2 separate regions of the Mus musculus genome follow, and region 2 is linked to region 1. A link is a loop called in an ENCODE intact Hi-C map of the cell type or tissue named here. Cell type or tissue: heart. All regions are shown on one strand.

Region 1 (8,000 bases):
TTTGTTTGCTTTTTGAGACAGGGTTTCCCTTGTGTAGCCCTGGCTGCCCCGGAACTCACTCTATAGACCAGGATGGCCTTGAACTCAGAAATCTGTCTGCCTCTGCCTCCCAAGTGCTGGGATATGAATGGCTGCCATAGGCTCATATATTGACATCTTCATCAAGGAATAGCACTACTTGACAAGGGTGTAGGAGGTTTGTCAATGTTAGGATTGAAGCAGGAGAAGGGCTGAAAAGAAAAAAGGGTTATGTAGACATAAATATTTTCAAACCTACTTTAACAAATGTTCAGCCTCTTCTTTTGTCTACCACCCAGAAGAGGCAGTAAAAAAGAAAAACTATTAAGATATTGGGGAAGTGGACCTGGTTTACAATGGCTCCTTTGGGGCAAGCTCAATCTTCTCTGTCAGCAGTTCAGTCCCGTGGCAAACACCAAATACCAATCAACAGCTGCAGTCCAGACTTCTCGGCCAGCAGACCCCAGACAGGAACCAGCAGCTGCAGTCCAGTCCTCTCAGCAGGCAGACACTATGCCTGAACCAGCAACTGTAGATCAATACTGTAGAAACCACAAGGCTCACCAACCAAGGAGCTGCAGAAACCTCAGGAGCAGTTCTCTGGAGAGTTTCTCTCAATGGTGGCATTACCACAAGTAGATCTCAACAACTATGTAAGGCAAACAAATACATGCCTGCTGTTAGTGAAGAATAGTAAGGCAGAGCAAAATAAACCACATGCTCACTGCTCATCCCCGACTGTGTGGGGTCACAGTTATACTCCTTCATCACAGGTCCTTTCACAAGTCTGCTTCAGCAAAGCATTCTTTCACCTGTGTGCTCCAGCAAACCATCATTTGACATAACTGACTTTCCAAAGACTAGAAATTCCATGTCAGGATTATAAAGGAACGACAGGATAAGAGGGGAGGTTGTTGAATCTGCTTTCAGAGTAAAGAGAATCAACCACTGGTCTCAAATATTTTATACTGATTTGGATTTTTGTGCATTGAGAGAAATTTAAGCTTATATTTGCTACAACTTACCATACACATGTTTCAATGTTAAGGTATTGCACCTATGCAACTCACTTTAAAATGTAATGTTAAGTTCCAGTCCTTGAAAGAAACTATTGCAAACAGTTCAAGATAATTAAGAAATGTAAGTGGGTAGTCAGTTAATCAAACTTATGGACATGTTAGGAACTAATGATGTTAATTACAGAAATAAGCTTTCTTTAGCCTCTTGTAGATGTTTCTAAAGTTGAAGAGATAGTGGGTAGCTCGAAACAAGCAACACTCGCCTATTCTGATACACTGTAGATACATAAGTGGTCTTCAACAATCTCAGACATCTACAGGATATGGCATTCAAAAATGTTTTCCAACACCAGGCTTTCCATAACAGTGAGATATAACTGCTCCTGGCAGTGCCTCCATTGTGCTTCAAAGAAGATGATGGGCGTAGAAGAACCTCCATATGGAGTTCACTTCAACTGTGGCACCAGCCAAAAATATGCCCTTACTTCAACTGCAGACTGCATGCAGTCCTAACCGGGGACAAGCAGAACACAGAGGAAGTGGACTGGTGAGCTTTGCCAAGACAAGTTGGGGAACTCCTTCAATGTTCCTGCTTCACAAAAAAGTCCATCATATACTGGGCCACTAGGCAAAGATGGATGCCCCAGCACTGCAGGAGAATCTTGGGTGACTGTCCAGGCAGCCAGCGATCTCTGCCATTTCCGTAGCTTTGTAAGGAAGCTGCTTGCTCTGCACTTGCTGTTTTCTCAGGGAATATTTATCCTTCTCAGGTCACTGATTGGGGGAAGACTGCATAGTCACAGTCTCACAGCAAGCTTAGGTTGTTTAGGATTCAAGAAAACTATTTAGGTCTAGGAAGATATTTATAGGTGGATAATTTCAAGTTATGATTGAAAAGGAATTAGGGAAAGAACTTTGGACTCATGAGATAGATAGGACTTTGGATTTATAACATAGATAATTTCTTAGTGGTTGACAAATACAAATGAAACAGACATTATGAATGTAATTCTTATATTTTATATTAAGAATTAATTAAGCCAGGCAGTGGTGGCCCACGCCTTCAATCCCAGCACTCAGGGGCAGAGGCAGGCAGATTTCTGAGTTTGAGGCCAGCCTGGTCTACAGAGTGAGTTCCTGGATAGCCAGGGCTGCACAGAGAAACCTTGTCTTGAAAAAAAAAAAAAGAAAGGGAATTAGTTAAAATTCTTAATTTTCATAATTAATTTTCTTAATGAATTAAATGAAGAATTAATAATAATTAATAAATAATTAATAACTCAAATTCTTAACTTTTTAAAATTAAGTTTATTTTTTAAAAGATTAATTTATTTATTTTAGGTATTTGAGTACACTGTTGTTTGTTTTGTCTTCAGACACACCAGAAGAGGGCAACAAATCACATTAGAGATGGTTGTGAGCCACTATGTGGTTTCTTGGAATTGAATTCAGGACCTTTGGAAGAGCAGTTAGTGCTCTTAAGCACTGAGCCATCTCTCCAGCCCTAATATTACGTTTTGATACTTGTTCTTATTGTATAAAGTTGATGATGTCAGAGAAAGAGCTGTTTATAGGACTAAGAGGTATATTGTTGAAGTAATGTTGTGGTACACTGTGTGAAGATGAGTCTCTGTCCTACCTTGCCTACCTAAAGCACCCTGAGTGGTAAAATAAAAACTCTATGTCCTGTAGCAAAGAGAGTAGAAGGCAGAATTCTGGTCAGTTAGAGGAACTCTGGGAAGAGAGAAGCATGGGGGATTTGTCACACGGGCTCATAGAAAGTGGTATGTGTGAAACTGAGGAGAGGTGACCAGTCACATGGCAGAACTTAGAATAGTATGAATGGGATAACTGAATTATGAGATAGCTGGAAACAGGCCTAGCATAAAGCATAGGCATTCAAAAACAAATGTAAGTCTGCCGTCATTATTCAGAGCAAGGGAGGACAAGCAGGAATCTCCGACAGATAACAGGAGCAGGAGCAAGCAGACACAGAGCAAGCCTTTCCTTCTTCCATGTCTTCATGTAGGCTTCCAGCAGAAGGCGTGGCCCAGATCAGAAAGTGGGAGGGGCTCCCGCTCAATTATTTTGGATTACAAAGGGGGAGGGGCTCCCGCTCAAATATTTTGGATTACAAAGGGGGAGGGGCTCCTGCTCAAATATTCTGGATTACAGGTGTGTCTTCCTACCTCAAAGAAAAGGGTCAGAAATTGATCTTCCCACTTCAAATTAAGCAAAAACGCCTCACAGATGGTGTCCTCCATTTTGAGGTTTTAGTTAGCCCCACATGTAGCTGGCATCAAAGAACCAACATCATGGTCCCTGTCCGACTTCTGGAACTGCTCTGTTTGGGGCTTTGCAGCTCCTTTTAGCACTCATGACTCTGCCTCCTGCCTCCCCTCTTACCGGGAGTTTTCTTTCCACGGGTGGAAAAGCACGTAAAGTTCTTTGGGATGTAAGTTTGATGAGAGCAGGGCAGCCTGAGACCTGAAAGCCCTGGAGAAGTGCACACAGGAAGGAGGCCCTGGGGCAGCTCAGCAGCCTGGATCCCCTTTACCCTCAGCTCTGTGGGCTCAGACGCTGTCCTCTTTGTTTCTTCCACCAGGCGGCGCTGTTGCCCAAGAATGTGATTCTTCCCTGTCATCTTCAACAGGTGAGACCCTGGAGGGTCTGCAGTGGGAGGAAAGATGGGAAAGGGGACACCTTTCTCTGCAGGAATGCTCTGGATATTGGGGTGTCATGGTCTGTTACAAATTAGCATTTAAACATCTGATTGGAGTTTATCTTGTTCATAGGGAATCAAAAACTAACATCAGCTCAAGTGCAGAGATGAGCACACACTGTGTCTTTTTCCTGGGATGAGGCTGTGATCAGTATGTTGTATTTTTAATTCTATGACTCTTTTGCAAATTGTCTTCATACAGTGTATTTCAATCATACATTTCTGTTCTATTCCAGAGCTGGCTTCACTGGCTGGTGATACAGATTTGTCTAAAGAGCCCACTATCAGCCTCTACTCTAGATATGTAGGAGAAAGGATTTTGAAATCATATGTTTAAATTTTTTATTAGAATTATTTTTTTGTACATGAGTATGTAGGTACACAAGCATTGGGTCCATTGGAACTGAAGTTGCAGATGGTTGACAGCCGCCACGTGCTGATGGAACTCACCCTGGATCCTCTGCAACAGGAACACGTGCTCTCAGCTCTGAGCCATCTCTCCAGCCACCATTGGAATGTTCACATCAGGAAACCACACAGCTGATCCACAGCCTGCTGCTGAGCACCTTGAGAGAAACTAGAGGCCCAGGAAGAGACAGTGTCAGTGCAGAGCTCAGGAGGGAGGGGAGCTGGGCACTGATGGGGAGAGGCCTGAGGGACAGAGACAGAGAGGGGCTGAGCAGGAGGAGACAGAGGCAAAGGGGGAGACCTAACTCAGCAGAGTCCCCTGTTGGAGGGTATCTCTGTCAGATTGCACTGGACACATCTGCAGAACCCTGCTGGCCTCTTCCATTTCATAGTGAAAGGTGTGCTGGTTTGAATGAGAACAGCCACACAGGCTCATAGGAATGAATCCTTCGAATCCAGCTGATGGAACTGTTCAGAAAGGACTGGGAGGTGTGGCCTTGTTGGAGGATGTGTGCCACTGGGTTGGGCACTGAGGTTTTAACAGAATTTCACTTTTCCCAGTGTCTCAGTCTTTTGCTTGCAAATCAAGTCCTGAGTTCTCAGCTTTCTACCACACCTTTCCTCTGCCATCATGGACTCAAACCCTCTGAAATTAGAGAACAGATTAAACATGTTCTTTTTTGTATTGCCTTGATTACACTGTCTTATCACAGCAATAAAAAACTAGCTAAAGCTGGTGTGGTGACAATGCCTTCAATCTGAGTGTGGTGGATTGAATAGGTGGCCTCATAGACTCATGTGTTTGAAAGCTTGGCCCACAAGGAGTGGCAATGTTAGGAGTGTGACTGTGTTAGAGGAAGTGTGTCACTTTGAGGTTGGCCTTTGAGGTCTCCTATGCTCATGAGCTGCCCAGTGTGGAATGAAAGCCTCTTCCTGGCTGCATTTGGATCAAGATGTAGAAGTCTCCCCTTCTCCAGCACCATGTCTACCTGCACACTGGCATGCTTCCTGTCATGATGGACTAAATCCCTGAAACTGTAAGCCAGACCCTATTAAATGTCTCCCTTTAGAAGGAATGCCTTGGTCATGGTGTTTCTTCACAGCAACAAAACCAAAACTAACACACCCAGCACTTAGGATGCAAAGGCAGATGTATCTCTGTGAGTTCAAGGGCAGCCTGATCTACATAATGAATTACAGAATAGCCAGGGCTGTGCAGATAGACCTTGTCTAAACAAGCAAACAAACAAAACCCATAGTAAAATAAGAAGAAAAGTAATGGAGACAGATCCTTTGTGTAGCTGCCTAACCCCAACAGCATCCCTAGGTTGATCAGGAAGAAACCTAAGAGCATCAAGTCCCCATGGAAAATGCTCACAACATCTAATAAGAGGGGTTCAGGGAGACAGGGTCTGCTGAATCCTGGTGAGGCTGGGGGGCTGCTGTGGGGATCTGCATGGGGAGGTGACTGGAGTTCACACCTGTGGTCACACGCATTCATTGCTCTGTGTGATGAGTGACTCTCTTCAGGAGTCCCCACCCATCTATGCTCTTCTTTCCACTTCACTTCTGTGACTGATTTGAAAAGATCCACAGAATCATGAAATGGGTAAATTTAATCTTTCCCCACACTACTGATCAGGGATGAAACCTCACATCACAGTGTGTGCTCTCTGGCATGAGAATCATCTTTCTCCCAGTGTCCACACTGCACAGGCCTGAGGAACTCTGGGGCCAACTCAATTATCAGAACCCGTGTCCCACACAGCTGTGACATTCATGTCCCTCACCTCATCAGCTCAAAAGTGTGAGTGAAGGTCAGGGAGGGAGGGAGAGGGTCAGAGATTACATAACTTCTACCACACTAGCATCCTTATTCTGTGTTATAGTTGGTGACAGCTCCTCTCCTACTGTGATTGAGTCACTAAAGCAACTGCACCATGGAAGTGCAGACACAGAGAAGTCCAGTGGAGACAGGGATCAGTGCCCTGCTGTCTGTGGTCTGCACGGGGTCTCTCTTCAGTGGACAAGGGGGTCTCCTGTGCTGAGACAATGTCCCAGATCCACAGAGACAAACTCAGGACTCAGAATGAAGATCCTTGTTTCAAATACACACACACACACATACACACACACACACACACACACACACACACACACACACACCTGCAGCCACAGACTTTTCATCTAGGAATTAACACAAGGAATCTGTGTCTCAGCACAGGGCTGAGAAGACAGATCCTGAGGGGAGAGGCAAAGTCTACACTTAACAGATGAGAGTCCTGCACTCAGGCTTGGCAGTGTGAGCCGCCCATTGCAGGTGAACAGAGCCTGGTCTCTGTGGGGTCCCTGTGGGGCTTGCAGCCCAGCGCCTTGACTTTAAGGAAAAGCCTCTCTCTCCACTGCATCCCTAAGCGCTTGTGTCGCCATTGTATTCCCGGAAGAGGCTTTTCTTCTAGAAGACTCCAGGGTCTGACTTCTGAAGAGAAGAAGAAAGAGGAAGAGTGGAAGAGAGGACACAGAGAGTCTGGCCTGCGGGTCTCTCCTGGTGTTTTGAGAGTTTCTGGATCAGAACTCGGAGACGACAGCACAGGGTTCAGGCAAAGTCTTAGTCGCCAGGCAGTGAGGTCAGGGGTGGGGAAGCCCAGGGCTGGGGATTCCCCATCTCCACAGTTTCACTTCTGCACCTAACCTGGGTCAGGTCCTTCTGTCCGGACACTGTTGACGCGCAGTCAGCTCTTACCCCCATTGGGTGGCGCGATCACCAAGAACCAATCAGTGTCGCCGCGGACGCTGGATATAAAGTCCACGCAGCCCGCAGAACTCAGAAGTCGCGAATCGCCGACAGGTGCGATGGTACCGTGCACGCTGCTCCTGCTGTTGGCGGCCGCCCTGGCTCCGACTCAGACCCGCGCGGGTGAGTACCGGGCCGGGAGGGAAACGGCCTCTGAGGGGAGGGGCGGCACCGGGGAAGCCGCGTCCTCGGGTCGCCCACCGGACCCTCCGCCCCTTCTCCACCCGAGTCCCGCGCCCTGCTCCCCTCTCAGCCCGCGCAGCCGCCCGGGGTCTGGTGAGGTGGTCCGGGTCTCACCGCGCGCCGCCCCCAGGCCCACACTCGCTGAGGTATTTCGTCACCGCCGTGTCCCGGCCCGGCCTCGGGGAGCCCCGGTACATGGAAGTCGGCTACGTGGACGACACGGAGTTCGTGCGCTTCGACAGCGACGCGGAGAATCCGAGATATGAGCCGCGGGCGCGGTGGATGGAGCAGGAGGGGCCCGAGTATTGGGAGCGGGAGACACAGAAAGCCAAGGGCAATGAGCAGAGTTTCCGAGTGGACCTGAGGACCCTGCTCGGCTACTACAACCAGAGCAAGGGCGGTGAGTGACCCCGGGTCGGAGGTCACGACCCCTCCACGTCCCGACACAGGGACGCTGACGTCCCGGGTCCCAAGTCCGAGGTTCGGGAACAGAACGGACCCGGAACCGGTTTCTCTTTCAGTTTGGAGGAGTCCGCGGGCGGGCGGGGCCGGGGCGGGTGAGCGGGGCTGACCGCGGGGTCCCGCAGGCTCTCACACTATTCAGGTGATCTCTGGCTGTGAAGTGGGGTCCGACGGGCGACTCCTCCGCGGGTACCAGCAGTACGCCTACGACGGCTGCGATTACATCGCCCTGAACGAAGACCTGAAAACGTGGACGGCGGCGGACATGGCGGCGCTGATCACCAAACACAAGTGGGAGCAGGCTGGTGAAGCAGAGAGACTCAGGGCCTACCTGGAGGGCACGTGCGTGGAGTGGCTCCGCAGATACCTGAAGAACGGGAACGCGACGCTGCTG
Region 2 (8,000 bases), 1.4 Mb before region 1:
GCAATGTGGGGTGTGCCTGTGTTCCCCATTGATGAGCAGAGCACACTCTAAAGGAGGCTGAGAGAAAACTCAGACTCTGCCCTTTCCTACCTGTGTGTCTCCTTCTCTTCATCACAAAAGCCACCACAGCTGCAATGATGGCCAAGCTCCAAGGACAACCAGAACAGCTACGTTCGCCATGTTGGAGACAGTGGATGGAGGAGGCTCTGGGAAGGACAGGTACAGGAAATGAAGGTGAGGGTCATGACCCCAGCTCTCAGCCCTGAGCAGCTCAGGGTCTGCAAAAGGCTCCAGCTTTCCCTGACCCCAGCTCTGCACCCACACCCTCCTTACCCCATCTCAGGGTGAGGGGCTCAGGCAGCCCCTCATGGTGCACATGGCATGTGTAATTCTGCTCCTTCCCAAGAGGCACCACCACAGATGCCCACTTCTGGAAGGTTCCATCCCCTGAAGGCCTGGTCTCCACAAGCTCCATGTCCTGGGTCAGCTCCTCCCCATTCAACTGCCAGGTCAGGATGATGTTAGCAGGGTAGAAGCCCAGGGCCCAGCACCTCAGGGTGACATCACCGTCAGATCTGTGGTGACATGTCACATGTGCCTTTGGAGGATCTGTGTGGAAGATTTAAGAAATCCCACAATTAGCTGGTTGGTAGTGGCACATGCCTTTAATCCCAGCACTCCGGAGGCAGAGGCAGGCAAATTTCTAAGTTCAAGGCCAGCCTGGTCTACAAAGTGAGTTCAAGGACAGCCAGGGATACACAGAGAACCCTGTCTCAAAAAACAAAACAACAACAACAAAAAAAAAAAAAAAAAGAAGAAAAGAAAAGAAAAAAGAAAGAAATCTCACGATTAGCTGGTTGGTGGTGGCACACGCCTTTAATCCCAGCACTCGGGAGGCAGAGGCAGGCAGATTTCTGAGTTCGTGGTCAGCCTGGTCCACAATGTGAGTTCCAGGACAGCCAGGGCTATACAGAAAAATCCTGTCTTGAAAACAAAACAAAAAAAAAAAAAAACAAAAAACAAAAAAAAGTACCACAATTAACAAGACCCTCTGAAATCTACACAAGGCACAGTTAAATCACTGATGACACTGAACAATGTGTCTGTTTGACACTTCAACTGTCATGGCACTGGTGACCTGCAGGCAGAGCTGGTTTCCTCAGCTGCACATTTTTCTGGGGGACTCAGAAGCTAAGAGGGAATCCACATGAGCCAGTGGGTCATCCTGGCAGTCCTTATGTGATGTTCTTTAGCATGAATGGACTAGAATGGAAGATGGAATGGAAACTAACTAATTTAATAAGTGTTTGAGTTCGTATCAAAAGTAGAAATTAGAGCCATATGCCACTGGAAGGGTGTGACAACTGAGACTAAACCACTGTGTTCATCTTGCTAACTAGCATAACCGCCAGTCCAAGTGAGCAGCCATCACAGAGTGTGTAGCAGAAATGGTGTCAACCTCTGACACTCAGCCAGAGAAAATGACTTCCAGCCCCTGACTCTGGGGGACAAGGTACAGGTGTGTCACACAGGATCCCTGGAGTATGCTGTGGACCCCAGTGCAGCACTCACTGCAACACAGTGGGCTCACAGGGTGTGTGGTCTTCCCTCTCACTCCAGCCCTGGATTGCAGAAGACCCTGTCTCTCAGAGTCCAAGTCCAGATTCACTGGGGGGGGGGGGGGAGCACTGTAACTTGTGGGACAGAGGAAGAGCAGGAGGCTTCTGGATGTTTAGTTCTGACAGGAAACAGTCTAAGTTCACAGGAATCTCTCCTTTAAAGAGAACCCTGATTTAACTTGTCTTAACTTCCCTGGCACCTGTGGAGACTGATACACATGATAATATAAGGGCAGGGAGAAACAGGATCACTCCAGTGCAGACAAAAGACAAAAGATGACTAGAAACAAAATTACCCCCTCCAAAAAAAAAAAAAAAAGTAAAGAAATAAGAAAGGCTGGGCAAGGTGGCACACGCCTTTAATCCCAGCACTGGGGAGGCAGAGGCAGGCGGATTTCTGAGGTCGAGGCCATCCTGGTCTACAAAGTGAGTTCCAGGACAGCCAGGGCTATACAGAGAAACCCTATCTCAAAAAATCGAAGAGAGAGAGAGAGAGAGAGAGAGAGAGAGAGAGAGAGAGAGAGAGAGAGAGAGAGAGAGAGAGAGAGAAGGAAGAAGAAGAAGAAGAAGAAGAAGAAGAAGAAGAAGAAGAAGAAGAAGAAGAAGAAGAAGAAGAAGAAGAAGAAGAAGAAGAAGAAGAAATTCCACTATTGATATTCCTCCAGGGTACCCCATAAGGGCTGATGTGACCACCACTATAGGAATAGAGAGAATTAGGTTGTCGAAGGGGTGGAAACCCCACAGACAGGGAGGGATCTGGGAGAATGTATTCTTTTGAAAATTCAGGAAACTGAGGCAATCAGCCTAGTGTAGGGTAGTCCATGTCTCCCATCAGTTAAAGGCGACTTCTGGTCCTGAGGTGTAAGGGCTGACACACTCAGCAGGACAGGAGTCAGTGTCTACAGACAGTGGGCTGAGAACCCGGCCTGGGAGAGGCCATGGCTGACAGAGGCTACAGGGGAACTGAAGGGAGCAGCTGTTGTTACCTCAGGGAAATTCTCTCCTTCCCTCCTGAGACAGCCTGGGCACTGTCCAGGGAGAAGGCTGAGCCCTGGGAGAGTCAGTGCAGTCACTGTGATGAGGGATCAGGAGACCCAGGGTCACTCTCTCCCCTCTGAGACAGGGGCATCACCCCAGCTGAGGGTTTCTTCTTCCCCAGGACTGAGCCCCAGCCCGAGGGCAGAGGGAGGAGCTGCCCGCGGCCCCTGCACCTGTGCGCAGCAGCGTCTCCTTCCCGAGCTCCAGGTATCTGCGGAGGGACTGCACGCACGCGCCCTCCAGGTAGGCCTTGCTTTTCTCTGTAGCACCAGCCTGCTCCCACTTGCGTCGGGTGATCTGTGCCGCCATGTCCGCCGCCGTCCACGTTTTCAGGTCTTCGTTCAGGGCGATGTAATCGCGGCCGTCGTAGGCGAACTGCTGGTACCCGCGGAGGAGGCGCCCGTCGGACCCCACTTCACAGCCAGAGATCACCTGAATAGTGTGAGAGCCTGCGGGACCCCGCGGTCAGCCCCGCCCACACGCCCCGGCCCCGCCCACCCGCGGACTCCTCCAAACTGAAAGGGAAACCAGTCCCGCGTCCGTTCTGCTCAGAACCTCGAACTTGGGGCCCGGGACGTCTCGGGCCCCTGTTTTGGGACGTGGAGGGGTCGTGACCTCCGATCCGGGGTCACTCACCGCCCGCGCTCTGGTTGTAGTAGCTGAGCAGGGTCCTCAGGTTCACTCGGAAAATCTGCTCATTGCCCTTGGCTTTCTGTGTTTCCCGCTCCCAATACTCCGGCCCCTCCTGCTCCATCCACGGTGCCCGCGGCTCATATCTCGGATTCTCCGCGTCGCTGTCGAAGCGCACGAACTCCGTGTTGTCCACGTAACCGACAGAGATGAACCGGGGCTCCCCAAGGCCCGGCCGGGACACGGAGGTGTAGAAATAACTCAGCAAGTGTGGGCCTGGAGGCAGGGCGCGGTGAGACCCCGAACTCCTTCCGGGACCCCCGGCGGGTGAGCGGGCCGGGAGGGGAGCAGGGCGCGGGGCTAGGGTGGAGAAGGGGCGGAGGGTCAGGTGGGCGACGCCGGGACGCGGCTTCCCCCGTGCCGCCCCCTCCCCTTTCCTCAGAGGCCATTTCCCTCCGGACCCGGTACTCACCCGCGCGGATCTCGATCAGGGTCTGGGCGACTGCCACCAGCAGAAGCAGCATTGTTGACGCCATTGCTCCCCTCTGGGATTCTGGGCATCTGACTCTGGCGGGCTGTGTGGACTTTATAACCTGCTCCCGCGGCGACGATGATTGGTTCCCGGTGATCACGTCACCCAATGGGGGTGAGAACTGCCAGTAAGTCATCAGTGTCCGGGCAGAAGGACCTGACCCAAGTTAGGAGCAGAAGTGAAACTGGGGAGATGGGAAATCCCCACCCCTGATCTCACTGCCTGGAGACTAAGACTTTGCCTGAACCCTGTGCTGTGGACAGAGAGCTGTTTGTCTTGGTGTCTCCGAGTTCTGACCCAGAAGCTGTCAGGACACCAGGAGAGAAGAGACCTGCAGGCCAGACTCTCTGTATCTTCCCTCCACCCTTCCTCTTCCTTCTTCTCTTCAGAAGTCAGACCCTGGAGCCTTCCAGAAGAAAAGCCACTTCCAGGAATACAATGGCAACACAAGCGCTTGGGGATGCAGTGGAGAGAGGCTTCTCCTTAAAGCAGAGGCGCTGGCCTGCAAGCCCCATTAGAACACCACAGAGACCAGGCTCTGTTCACCTGCAGTGGGCGGCTCACACTGCCAAGCCTGAGTGCAGGACTCTCTTCTATAAAGAGGATACTTCGTCTTTTCCCTCAGGATCTGTCTTCTCAGCCCTGTGCTGGGACACAGATTCCTTGTGTCACTTCCTAGATGAAGTCTGTGGCTGCAGGTTTTTTGTTTGTTTCTTTTTTGTTTTTTTAAAAACAAAGATCTTCCTTCTGAGTTTGTCTCTGTGGACCTGGGACATTGTCTCAGCACAGGAGACCCCCTTGTCCACTGAAGAGAGACCCCTGTGCAGACCACAGACAGCAGGGCACTGATCCCTGTCTCCACTTCACTTCTCTGTGACTGTACTTCCATGGTGCAGTTGCTTTAGTGACTCAATAACAGTAGGAGAGGAACTGTCACCAACTATAACACAGAATAATGATGATAGTACGGTAGAAGCTATGTAATTTCTGACCCTCTCCCTCCCTCCCTGACCTTCACTCACACTTTTGAACTGATGAGGTGAGGGACATGAATGTCACAGCTGTGTGGGACACTGGTTCTGATAACCGAGTTGGCCCCAGAGTTTCTCAGGCCTGTGCAGTGTGGACACTGGAAGAAAGATGATTCTCATGCCAGAGAGCACACACTGGTGATGTGAGGTTTCATCCCTGATCAGTAGTGTGGGGGAAGATTAATTTTACCCATTTCATGATTCTGTGGATCTTTTCAAACCATAGCCACAGAAGTGAAGTGGAAAGAAGAGCAGAGTTGGGTGGGGACTCCTGAAGAGAGTCACTCATCACACAGAGCAACAAATGTGTGTGACCACCGGTGTGAACTCCAGTCACCTCCCCATGCAGATCTCCACAGCAGCCCCCCAGATTCACCGGGATTCAGCAGACCCTGTCTCCCTGAACCACTGTTATTGGATGCTGTGAGCATTTTCCGTGGGGATTTGATGCTCTTAGGTTTCTTCCTGACCAACCTAGAGATGCTGTTGGGGTTAGGCAGTGCTTCACAGAGAGGATCTGTCTCCATTACATTTCTTCTTATTTTACTATGTGTTGTTTTTTTTTTTTTTTTTTTTTTTTTTTGTTTTTTGTTTTTTTTTTTTTTGACAAGGTCTATCTGCACAGCCCTGGCTATTCGGGAATTCATTATGTAGATCATGTTGCCCTTGCCTTTGCATCCTAAGTGCTGGGTGTCTTAGTTTTGGTTTTGTTGTGGTGATGAAACACCATGACCAAGGCATTCCTTCCTAAGAGAAACATTTAGTAGAGGCTGGCTTACAGTTTCAGGGATTTAGTCCATTATAACAGGAAGCATGCCAGTGTGCAGGTACACATGGTGCTGGAGGAGATGAGACTTCTACACCTTGATCCAAAGACAGCCAGGGAGAGGCTTTCCTTCCACACTGGGCAGAGCATGAGCATGGGAGACCTCAAAGCCCAACCTCACAGTGACACACTTCCTCCAACAAGGTCACACCTCCTAATAGTGCCACTCCTTGTGGGCCAAGCTTTCAAACACATGAGTCTATGGGGCCACCTATTCAATCCACCACACTGGGATTGAAGGCCTGTGTCACCACACCAGCTTCAGTTAGTTTTTTATTACTGTGATAAGACACTGTAACCAAGGCAACATATAAAAGAATGTGTTTAATCTCTTCTCTAGATTCAGAGGTTTTGAGTCCATGATGACAGAGTGAAGGTGGTGGAGGAACAGCTGAGAACTCAGGACTTGATTTGCAAGCAAAGGCTGAGACACTGGGTGTGAGGAGCCGGTGTGGCAACAGTCCCAAGATGGCGCCCGGGACTGCAGCCAAGTCTTATGACTTGTACCTGACTTCCTCATACACCTTAAAAAAAGTCACGACCATTGTGAGAACTGAGCAGGTGCACCATGATGCAGGATCGGACCATATGATGAGTGATGATTCTGGCCAATGGACTGCTGTTACATGGACTGGGCTGATGGGGCGTGGTTGAGGGGTTATATAAGGGATTGCGATTGGGGGTGGAGTAAGGAGATTCCTAGAGAGATTGATTTCTGGAGAGAGATTCCTGCATGCATGTTGAAAGGTTCCTGAATAAACTGCTTTGAGAAGAACGCTATGTGTCGTAGTTCCTTTCTGCTGGTCGGAATCGGAGGCAACAAATGGTGGCCCGTGCGGGGATGTTCAGAACTCATCGTAGTCAGGGCAGCTAGCTGGTAAGGTTCCCATGTAAATGGGACAATTTAAGTTCTCAGATTGAGACGATAAGTTTCCTGGTTTGGGGACAAGTTGCACCAAGCCCAATGGGAAATTCAACCTCAGGTCAAACAGTGCACCAAGCCCTTAAGGACTTGCTGAAAGTGAAAGGAATCGGGCTGAAAAAGGAGACCCTGGAGAACTTTTTAAAAGTTGTGGATCAGGTCACTCCTTGGTTTCCCATATCAGGACATATTACGGGGCTCAGTTGGGAGAAGTTAGGGAAGGACTTGAAGTTTGCAGAAGAACAGGGAGTTCTCACTAAAGGGGTGCTGCCAGTGTGGAAGCTAGTACGGAATTGTATTGAGGATAAGGAAATTGTGGAGCGGAACTCCAAAAGGGCAATGAGGCACTGAATCAGGTGAGAGAGGAGCTATCCCAAAAGTCAGAGGCAGAAGGAAGTTCTAGTGATGGGGATATGTCTGAGGATGATCTGGAAAGCATAGCCGACAGTCTAGAGAAAGTGAAAATGAAGGTAGAACCTTCGGCGCCAGGGCCACCGTGGCCGCCTCCGTATGCCCCTGACGGAGCATCGGGGCATAGTCTGCATTCAGAAACCTGGAGGGAACTGCGAGCCCAGTGCTTTCCTGTATTTCAGGATGCACAGGGAGGTCATTATCACGAGCCGCTTGATTGGAAGATTGTTCAAAGATTAGCGGAAGGGGTTCGTACTTACGGTGTCAGCGCTGCTTTTGTAAGAGCGCAATTAGAGAACCTGCACTGCTACTGCATGACTCCAAGCAATTGGCAGAATCTGTCTAGCGCCTGCTTGTCACCAGGCCAATATTTAGACTGGAAGGCATTTTTCATTGAGTTTGCAGCAGAGCAAGCAGCAATAAATGCGGGTACAGGCCAGCCCGCCTGGGATCAGGACATGTTGTTAGGGCAAGGAAGATTTGTAGCGGCTCAAATAAATTATCCCATCCAGGTTTATGAACAGATCTTTTGATAGAAGAACAGATCTTATTAGATAGGAACAAAAGCATGGAAATCCCTTCCTAATAGAGGGGAAGTGAGTGGGAATTTAACCAAGATCATCCAAGGCCCCATGGAGCCATTTGCAGATTTTGTGGCTCATCTTGTAGAGGCAGGAGACCGTGTTTTTGGAGACCCTGATGCTGCCATGCTTCTACTGAAGCAGCTGATTTTTGAACAGTGCACCAACGAATGCAGGCAAGCAATTAATCCATATAAGCAAAAAGGATTAGAGGTCTGGATGAAAATATGCAGAGAAATAGGAGTCCTCTTTCTAATTCTGGCCTGGCTGCCGCTGTCATACAGATATCACAAGGAAAAGGTGGCCAGAAGAATAAATAACTGTTTTAAATGTGGACAGCCAGGCCACATGAAATGCCAATGCCCACAATTTAGTGGTGCTAGAAACCAGTGACCAAAAGTGCCCGGGTT

What was found. Hi-C counts contacts between places; a loop is a spot of excess contacts. Peaks named below come from ENCODE experiments on the same cell type or tissue, not always from the same donor. Only the 100,000 strongest peaks of a DNase experiment are listed, where the experiment ranks them.
Region 2: it touches region 1 in a loop (11-fold over the local background); 4 of 42 quality-filtered maps call a loop at or near these places.

The regions. Positions count from the first base shown.
Region 1 is chr17:33,999,278-34,007,277 of GRCm38, reverse strand. H2-K1 (histocompatibility 2, K1, K region) reads left to right here and starts at 6,945. Exons shown (of 8, transcript NM_001001892.2): 1 at 6,945-7,084; 2 at 7,275-7,544; 3 at 7,732-8,000. The coding sequence starts at 7,021. It overlaps Gm31082 (a long non-coding RNA gene), which reads left to right and starts at 3,130. Exons shown (of 3, transcript XR_385546.3): 1 at 3,130-3,690; 2 at 3,833-3,910; 3 at 3,996-4,899. In heart, a CTCF peak has its summit at 3,647 (motif pointing right); DNase peaks (open chromatin) are centred at 6,887 and 7,607; H3K4me3 peaks cover 1,473 bases; H3K27ac peaks cover 776 bases; H3K27me3 peaks cover 3,463 bases.
Region 2 is chr17:35,375,467-35,383,466 of GRCm38, reverse strand. H2-Q4 (histocompatibility 2, Q region locus 4) reads right to left here and starts at 3,850. Exons shown (of 6, transcript NM_001143689.1): 1 at 3,760-3,850; 2 at 3,294-3,647; 3 at 2,831-3,106; 4 at 334-609; 5 at 91-206. The coding sequence starts at 3,823. The coding sequence ends at 112. In heart, no CTCF peak of the experiment used is centred here; DNase peaks (open chromatin) are centred at 3,216 and 3,926; H3K4me3 peaks cover 1,495 bases; H3K27ac peaks cover 1,285 bases; H3K27me3 peaks cover 497 bases.